Linked DNA regions of Mus musculus: region 2 is linked to region 1. A link is a contact called in ENCODE Hi-C data. All regions are on one chromosome and are shown on one strand. The core of a region is the stretch at or near the end of the contact, and the rest is flanking DNA. Distances in the headings are between cores, read along the strand shown.

Region 1 (4,413 bases), core at 69-2,568:
TGACACAAAACTAGCCAGTACATATACCAATTTCTAGCTAGAGCAATAAGACAAAAAAAGCAGATAAGGGGGATACAAAATGGCAAAGAAGAAGTCAAGGTATCACTCATTGCTTATGATAAGACAGTACACACAAAGAACTCCAAAATTTCTACCAGTGAAATTTGATAGCTGATAAACAACCTCAGCAATGTGGCTGGATATGAAATTAACTCATACATAATCAATGGAGAAAAGCAAACATAAACTAGAAGAAGGAGATGTAAACAATGTGTTGATCTATGAGAACTGAGGGTCACATTTGAGGATCATGTTTTAGAAATCAAATAAATAGTCAGGTTAGTTTCTTATTAATCATTGGTAATATGAGCGCTAGGTCTTTTTTAGTTTTGAAATGAGCACACAGATCAAGTATTATCTGGAATTTGATGAATATTTAAAAAGCAAGAGGCGTGAGAGCACGTCAACAAATGAATGTAAATAAATAAAATAATTAAAATTAACCAAATTTATCTCAGCCTTTATGCTATAGATTGGAAAAAATAGAATTCTAACAATACAGGGGAATATTCTAAATGTACTAAAATTATGATTAATGACTTTAATAAAAATAAATATATGTAAGAAAAATGTGGTCCTGTGATAATCTGGATAGTTTTGGATACAGCAGAATTCAGGTATTTCTAGACTGGACATAATTTTTAATTCTCAAGACAATGTAAGTACAGACTTTGTTTAGATATTCTGTATCTGTCACTGCTGCATCCTTGTCCATACTGCATTCTCAGTGGATATCAAATGCTCTAAAACTGAGACTGATTTTCCTTCTCTGGAGATTTCTGACACAAAGACCAATGTGTAACAATGACCTCAGATTTTGTGAGGCCTTCCTGAGCCATTAATGCATGTCTCATGCTGGATCAACTAACAAAATCCATTGATATTATTTAAGGTGTTCACAAAAACAGATTTTGAGGCAGTCCTGGGACCAAATTTTCACAAAGTGGAATCTTTCCAGGGACCTTAATTTCCTTAAACATGTGTGATGTCAACCATCAAGCTACACCATCCTCATCTGTATTATCAACCAAGTTTATCACGTGCACAGTGGACATCAGGTGAAGATCCTCAGGAGAGAGCATCAATGATTCCTCCAGGGGTGAGGAAACACCTGTAGAAAGGAAACATGAATGCATGTGTAGCATCTCCCTGGGACACAGTGTTAATAGTACATGGGAATATATTGGTACCTGTTTGATTTGCTGATCTGTTTGGCACTCCACAATCAATTCTGCCCAGGCTCAGAAGAGGAAAAATATGTTCACCTTGATTTTCCTCTTCTGGCTCCTGAACATTCCACTTCTTGTGTCTGATTTTATTTATCCGAGGTGCTTTTGGAAGATAAAGCAGAATGAAGACAAGAATAGAAACCAGGGAACAGAATGCACCTTCATGATTCATGCAGTACAACGGCCTGTGGAGAAAGAGTATTTTAGTCATATATTGAATATACAGTAAGTGCTTTTGTGTTTTCCATGTACAGTCATCATGAATGTTTCCCAAGACTACTGAGGATGAGGAGCAAAGCAAAGCTATGAGGCTTTTCCATAACAGGAAAGAGCTAGAAATATTTTTAGCAACTTAATGATATATTACCAATTTAAATTGATAGAGTATTTTTTTAATCAGCCTCACACTTAGGAATGGAAACTCAGCAATAAAACAAATCTGGACCTGTATATGTCACATAAATACCTCTCCTAGGCAGTTTCCATTTCACAACCAATGGTATCTTATCAAAAGAATGCCCATAAATTTTCTACTATTTTACCCTATGTGTTTAGGCAAATGGCCATAGAGTTTTCTGATGGTCCTTCCATCTCAGTGTAGATTCTCGTGCATGTTTTGGGGCCATTAATATTGGAGACACACATAGCTGTGCATATTCATCCACTTTCTTAAATTTCCTCCATGTGGTCCCTGTTTATGTACAGATGCTGCATCAAAAATTGAACTAAGATAGCTGTTCACTGTGAAGTTTATATTTTGATCTGTACAAATGCGTTGGCTTTAACAACTTACAAAGTCCAGTTCTTTACTTTCTCTCTTTAGAATAAGGATGCAATATATGGACTATAAGGGATCTGTTTGTGTTTTTTGAAAAGTGATGTTATTACTAATAGTGGTAACATCTCATTTATGAAAGATGACCTTTCATGAACCTTTCAAGGTTTAATGAACTTCCAGCTTCTTTGTCATCTCAACCACATTACACAGATCATTTCAATCTTTATGGGGTGGGGACAATAAAATCCACTGGAGAATTGTCCTTTTATTGACTACAAAATGTTATCTGTAAATTGCTGTCAATTATAAACACTGTAACCTTTTATAGAACTCATACTGAAAACCACAAGTATGCTCTGGCTTTGGCTTTTTCCATATATGAAATCAACAGAAACCCTGATATTTTGCCAAATATGTCTCTAACATTTAAATTCTCAAACTACAACTGTCACTGGAAATCCAAATATAACAGTTTCATTCATTTGAGTTTACAAAATCATGATATTCTCCCTAATTATATGTGTAAAGAATTCACCAAGTGTGCAATGGCACTTACAAGACTGAATTGGGCAACAACTGTGAAACTTAATACAATCCTAAACAACTTCATGTCTCAGCAGGTAAGTGTGTGTGTCTGTGTGTGTGTGTGTGTGTTTATTGAGACAGAGTGGGAATCCTGACATGAAATCATATATTTGTTGGTGCCAGCCTGACCTTACTTGGCCTGGGCAAATCTAAGTAGTTCAAGGGTACTATCACAGACTTGATTGGTTTCTCCATTTCCTTATATGTCATGTAGATGAGGGAGAAAATAATGGCTAGCTAAGATTTCTAGAACTGTGCATAAAAATATGTTTACAAGTTCTAAGAATTCATTGTACCTTGTGCTGGTTTTTGTTTTCTAGTTCCTTCAGATTACTTATGGACCCTTTCATCCTGTCCTGAGTGATCATGAAAAATTTCCCTATCTATATCAGATGGCTTCTGACCATACATCTCTAGCCCTTGCCCTGGTATCCTTCATAATTCATTTCAGTTGGAACTGGGTAGGGTTGGTCATCTCAGACAATGATGAAGATATCCAATTTCTCTCCTATTTGAGAAGAGAGATGGAAAAAAATACAGTCTGCTTTGCCTTTGTCAACATGATTCCAATGAGCATGAATTTATACATGTCAAGAGCTGAAGTGTATTACAACCAAATCATGACATCATCCACAAATGTTGTCATCATTTATGGTGACACAGACAGTACCTTAGCTGTGAGCTTTAGAATGTGGGAATCTCTAGGAATACAGAGACTATGGATCACCACCTCACAGTGGGATGTCAGTCCTAGTATGAAAGACTTTACATTTGGTAACGAATATGGGACTTTTGCTTTTGGACAACACCATAGTGAGATTTCTGGGTTTAAACATTTTGTCCAGACATTGAACTCTGTCAAATGCCCAGATGAATATCTGGTAAAGCTGGAATGGATGCACTTTAACTGTGAGGTCTCAGCCTCTAAATGTAAGACACTGAAGAACTGCTCATCCAATCACTCATTGGAATGGTTAATGGTACATACTTTTGATATGGCTTTTATTGAAGGGAGTTATGACATATACAATGCTGTGTATGCTTTTGCCCATGCACTCCATCAGATAGCTTTTCAAAAGCTTGATAATCTGCCCAAGGACAATGGGAAAGAACACAATTATAGCTGCAAGAAGGTAATGTTTCTACTGTTAGATGATGTTTAGTGTTATTAATGATATAGTTATAAGAGACTATAAATGCCCAAACCAAGTGTGCTAGAAAATGTTTTCCAAAATACAAAGAATATTTATTGAGCAAGTAAATCATTATATTAGTATAAGACTCTAATGTTAAGCAAATATACTATAAGGCATAATCTGTCCATGTAGACCTGTGATTTTGTTACAGATTACCTGAATATCATCATACATGTTCTAATACTGAAAACATACTAAGCCCATGCTCATGAGTCCACTGAAAGATGAGTTGTTGTTCATTAAATCTCAAGTACATTTATATCATTGTAGGGTATTGTTTTAATTAGACATCCAAACTCCTGCCGTTCCCACTCTAGCCTAGTGGTATCACTTGGTGTTCTGATAGTATTTACACAGAAATTCATGTTAGAATTCAGTTCATTACATTTGTGTGTGGTGATGTGTGAATGTATATTTCTCACTTCCTATTTGTATGTTTCTATGTTTCTCTATATCTGTGTGTATATCTATATCTGTGCCTATTACTAGATATAGATGATTGATATGTATATGAAGAGATATAGATATATACATATATAAAGACAGAGAGACACACAGAGAGAAA
Region 2 (4,745 bases), core at 458-2,957, 980 kb before region 1:
AGCAACACTTTATATTAGCCAAAATGATAGATACAAGTTGACTGTAAATGAAATATAAATGCATTGTTTATACGATGCATTTCAATATTATTCAATAACTCACTTTCTGTTTCTCTCTCTTCTCCCCCTTCTCTTATGTCTTAGGCTGGCTTTGAACTCCCTATTTAGCTAAGGATCATCCCCCAAATGTTGGGATTAACCTGAGATACTCTGTTCATTTTTTATTTTATTTTATTCATTTTGTGCTTGATAGGTGAGCTGGCTACCAAAATGAGCTACAGTCAGTACAGGTTTTGATGATGAAAATGTTCTAGAACTAAGTCAGGCATATTCCCAGCACCAAGTTACCGGGGCCACCGAGTTACTGGCCACAGGGAGCTACAAAGCCAGACCCTGTCTCAAATCGACCAATGAACCAATCAGTTAACCAATTTTGGTGATAAGCGCTCAACTCAGTCGGTGTACTAAATGTCACAAATGGTCACTTTTATGTATACTTTTCAATACTTTTCATATACCGAATAAAAGTCTTGGGGCTGGCTCGCTGGCTCAGTGGGTAAGAGCACTGACTGTTCTGAAGGTCCTGAGTTCAAATCCCAGCAACCACATGGTGGCTCACAACCACCTGTAATGAGATCTGACGCCCTCTTTTGTTGTGTCTGAAGACAGCTACAGTGTACTTATAATAAATAATCTTTGGGCCAGAGTGAGTACAGACTGAATGAGCGAGGTTGACTAGAGCAAGCAGAGGTCCTAAATTCAATATCCAACAACCACATGAAGGCTCACAACCATCTGTACAGCTACAGTGTACTCCTATACATAAAATAAATCTTTACAAAAAAAGTCTTTGGAAAGGAGCACTCGAACTATCTCCAAATGGAGTTCTTTCTCATGCCCAGGAAATTCTGACATTGCAACCCAGGTCTGAGTCCAGGATTCTATATTGGGTAGCAACCCTAAAGAGTTCAGATTCTCTGGGCGGCTAAGAACACATTGGCTGTGTATCTAGGTTCATTTCCCAACACCTACATGTAACTTCATCTGTAATTCCAGTTCCAGGTCAGACACCCTCTTCTGGGCCCCACGGGCGCTAGGCATGCACGTGGTGCACAGACATGTATGCAGACAAACCATACTACATTAAAAAAACAAAACAAAAAAGTGAGAGAAGGGGTTGGAGAGATGGCTCAGCGGTTAAGAACACTGACTGCTCTTTTGAAGGTCCTGAGTTCAAATTCCAGCAACCACATGGTGGCTCACAACCACCTGTAAAGAGATCTGACGCCCTCTTCTGATGCGTCTGAAGATAGCTACAGTGTACTTAATGAATAAATCTTTAGGCCTGAGCGAGCAGGGACTGAGCAAGTGGAGTTGACCTGAGCAAGTGGGGCAACCAGAGCAACCGGAGCAAGCAGAGGTCCTAAAAATTCAATTCCCAACAACCATATGAAGGCTCACAACCAGCTGTACATGTACTCATATACATAAAGTAAATAAATCTTTTTTTAAAAAAGTGAGAGAAAGGGAGAGTTCTTACTCCACGGATAGTTCACTTTGGACCAAGTCCTGCCAATTTAACACAAGCCACGCCCACTTCCGCCCTGATGTCTGGCGCTGATGGCTCTCAAAGAGCCAAGCTCCACCTCTACTGACGCGCTAGACCGCAACCCATAGCCCCGCCTTTTTGCCTGTCCGTCAAATTCGTTTTTGTCCCGCCCCCTGCCTGTCGGACACGCAGCCCTCGGTGCGGCCCGTTGTTATGACGACATGGTCGTAAATCCGCCATCTTCCTGTGGCGCGTTGCGACATGGAGGGCGCGATGGCAGTGCGGGTGACGGCCGCTCATACGGCAGAAGCCCGGGCCGAAGCCGGGCGTGAAGCGGGCGAGGGCGGGGTTGCGGCGGCGGCGGCCTTGTCCTCCGGCGGCTTCCTTGGGCTCCCAGCGCCCTTCAGCGAGGAAGGTAACGAGCCTACCGAAGCCTGGTGCGGCCGGGGTGCGGGCGGCTCTGTCCGGGCTGCGGTGTACGGTCTCGCCCGGATCCTGGCTACTCGAGTGTCTGTAAACCTTCACAACTCTCACAGGTTTCCCTTCGGACTGCCTCTAACCCGTTGGGCCAGATGCAGAGGCTCACAGGGAGCCCATTTCTCCAGCCCCTTGGGGTCGATCTGGCCAAACAAACATCGCTCGCTCCTCTTCAGCGCCCATCAGCCCTAGCTTCTGCTTCTCCTCTGCCACTCGGGCCTTAGTTCGGGCGGAGCTGGAGACTGGAGGCGGGGCCGCTCTGTCAGACAGGGATTAGGGACCTGACCTGGGGAGGCGGCACCGCCCCACTGAGGACCTGGGCCTTCCCTACGGGGTGGAGCAACGCTTCCAAGAATGTGCGGAACACCCCCCGCTCAATCCGACTTGTACCATTACTTAAACCAAGCTCGAAAGGCGAACTATCATTACTACTATTCACTTCAGAGATGGAGATAATTGAGGTTCAAGGTCGTCCATCTGGTTCCTGTCAAGGATCAGATTGGAGCCGGGGCTGTAACTCCTCTCTTAAACCCTTTAATTTTTCCTAGGAGTATGGCAAAGAGTTAAAATCGTGTCTGTATGCCGAGGGCTGTGTTGGCACCAAGGATTACGTCTCTAGGTGCTGATATTTTTTAGAGGTGGTTTGGGTATCTCCTGTGCATTAGTTCCACGGAGCTGTAGATTTGATCAGACAGGAAGTGGTTTGACAAGTATTACTGGTATATTGCTGCTCTTTGTCATGAAAGAACTCAGTCCCACTGTAATTTTTTTTTCCCTTATTTCAGCTTGGAGAGAGTCAGTTACCGTCTCAGGGAACTCTTTGGAGTTTCTAGGTTTTTTGTTTGTTTGTTTGTTTGTTTGTTTGTTTGAGACAGTGTTTGTATAGTTCTGGCTGTCCTGGAACTCACTCTGTAGACCAGGTTGGCCTCGAACTCAAAAATCTGCTTGCCTCTGCTTCCCAAGTGCTGGGATTAAAGGCATGAGCCACCACTATCCAGCTGAGTTCCTGGTTTTTGTTTTTGTTTTTTAAAGACAGGGTCTCACTATGTAGATTTGGCTGGCCTTGAACTCACAGAGATGGTCCTGACTCAGTCTCCCCATTGCTGGGATAAAGGCATATGCTTGTAGGTTCTTGGGTCTACTTATGACATTGGTTCTCAGACTTCCTAATACTTCCATCCTTTAATACAGTTCCTTATATTCTGGAACTCCCAACCGGAAAGTTGTTTTGTTGCTACTTCATAACCGCAAGTTTGCTACTGTGCTGATTTGTAATGTAGATATTTGGTAGCAACCCCAAGGGGTCGGGACCCACCTGTTGAGAACCTCTGGTTTATGGTCTTAGTGTGAAATGGGATAGGTGTGTCCTTTTCTGGGTCAGGGACTCTTTGAGTATCAACATTTTGGTGCTGAGTCAGACTCTAAATGAGTGGGGTGGGAGGGGTAAGGCTCTTCGGTGTTTAGTTTGTGTGAGCAGAGTGGAGGGCACCACCCTCTTTCAGGTGGCCTATGGGCCAGTCATAGCTTGGGTTTGACCTTTTATTTGATCATTAATTTGTCATTGACTCCTCCTTGTCCCAGGCTGGGTTTGACTTTGATGTGGGACTGACTATAAGACAGTGGAAACAAGACAGACTGTTTTGGAAGCTTGAGTCTGGCTGGCTCAGCTCAGTGACCTTGAACCCTAGTAATCTCTCTAGGATAAACTAAGTCATCTCTTTCCCCAGGATGCTGGCATGATTTGGTTAAATTCTTAAGTGCTAAGTTGGAAGGATGGCTCAGTAGCTAAGAGTACTTGTTGCAGCTGAGCTATGGTGGTGCATGCCTTTAATCCCAGCACTTGGGAGGCAGAGGCAGGTGGATTTCTGAGTTTGTGGCCAGTCTGGTCTATAGAGTGAGTTCCAGGACAGCCAGGGCTACACAGAGAAACCCTGTCTCAAAAAGAAAAAAAAGTACTTGTTGCTCTTGCAGAGGACCTGGGTTCAATTCTTAGCACTTATACAGTAGTTAACAAATGTAAATGTTTGTAACTCCAATTCCAGGTGATCTGATACCTTCTTTTGTTCTTTGTGGGCACCAGCCACACATATAGTGTACCGACATACATGCAGGCAAAACACCAACACATGAAGTAAAAATAGATAACTCTTAAAGCAAAAGGGGGAGAGGGCAGGAGTGGTGGTGCACACCAGCACTGAGGAGGCAGAGGCAGAGGCAGGCACATCTGAGTTCAAGCCATCCTGGTTCTAAGTAGTGAATTTCAGGACAGCTGTGGCCATGTAGAGCTATGTGTATGAGTTATGTGGGTGCTGGGGATTGAACCTGGGTCCTCAGGAAGCGCAGCCAGTTCTCTTAACCACTAAGCCACTAAGCCAGCTCCCAAAAACAATTATTTTTGTTTTGTTTTTCGAGACATGGTTTCTCTGTATAGCCCTGGCAGTCCTGGAACTCACTCTGTAGACCAGGCTGGCCTTGAACTCAGAAATCTGCCTGCCTCTGCCTCCCAAGTGCTGGCATTAAAGGCATGCGCCACCACTGCCCGGCTACACAAATAATTCTTATGTAGTTATTATCTATTAGGGGCTAGTGAGGAGCAGTGTCTCGACCTGTTGGTGAGGGCCCCAGATGCAGTGTATGTGGGATGTATAATTGCTTTGGACTGCTTTATTCCTGGAGTAGACTTGAGCAGGATGCTACCCAATGGGGACAATGTAGCATC

Evidence for each region. Hi-C counts contacts between places; a loop is a spot of excess contacts on that map.
Region 2: a map of T-helper 17 cell shows a loop between it and region 1 (179-fold over the local background). The contact joins the promoter of E4f1 here to the promoter of Vmn2r117 in region 1. A Hi-C loop is called at or near these places in 5 of 37 maps with a recorded cell type or tissue (T-helper 1 cell, T-helper 17 cell, T-helper 2 cell and 1 more).

The regions. Positions count from the first base shown.
Region 1 is chr17:23,476,502-23,480,914 of GRCm38, reverse strand. It overlaps Vmn2r117 (vomeronasal 2, receptor 117), which reads left to right and starts at 1,318. Exons shown (of 6, transcript NM_001104581.1): 1 at 1,318-1,514; 2 at 2,396-2,687; 3 at 2,973-3,785. The coding sequence starts at 1,318.
Region 2 is chr17:24,452,354-24,457,098 of GRCm38, reverse strand. It overlaps E4f1 (E4F transcription factor 1), which reads left to right and starts at 1,707. Exons shown (of 14, transcript NM_001301784.1): 1 at 1,707-1,964. The coding sequence starts at 1,811.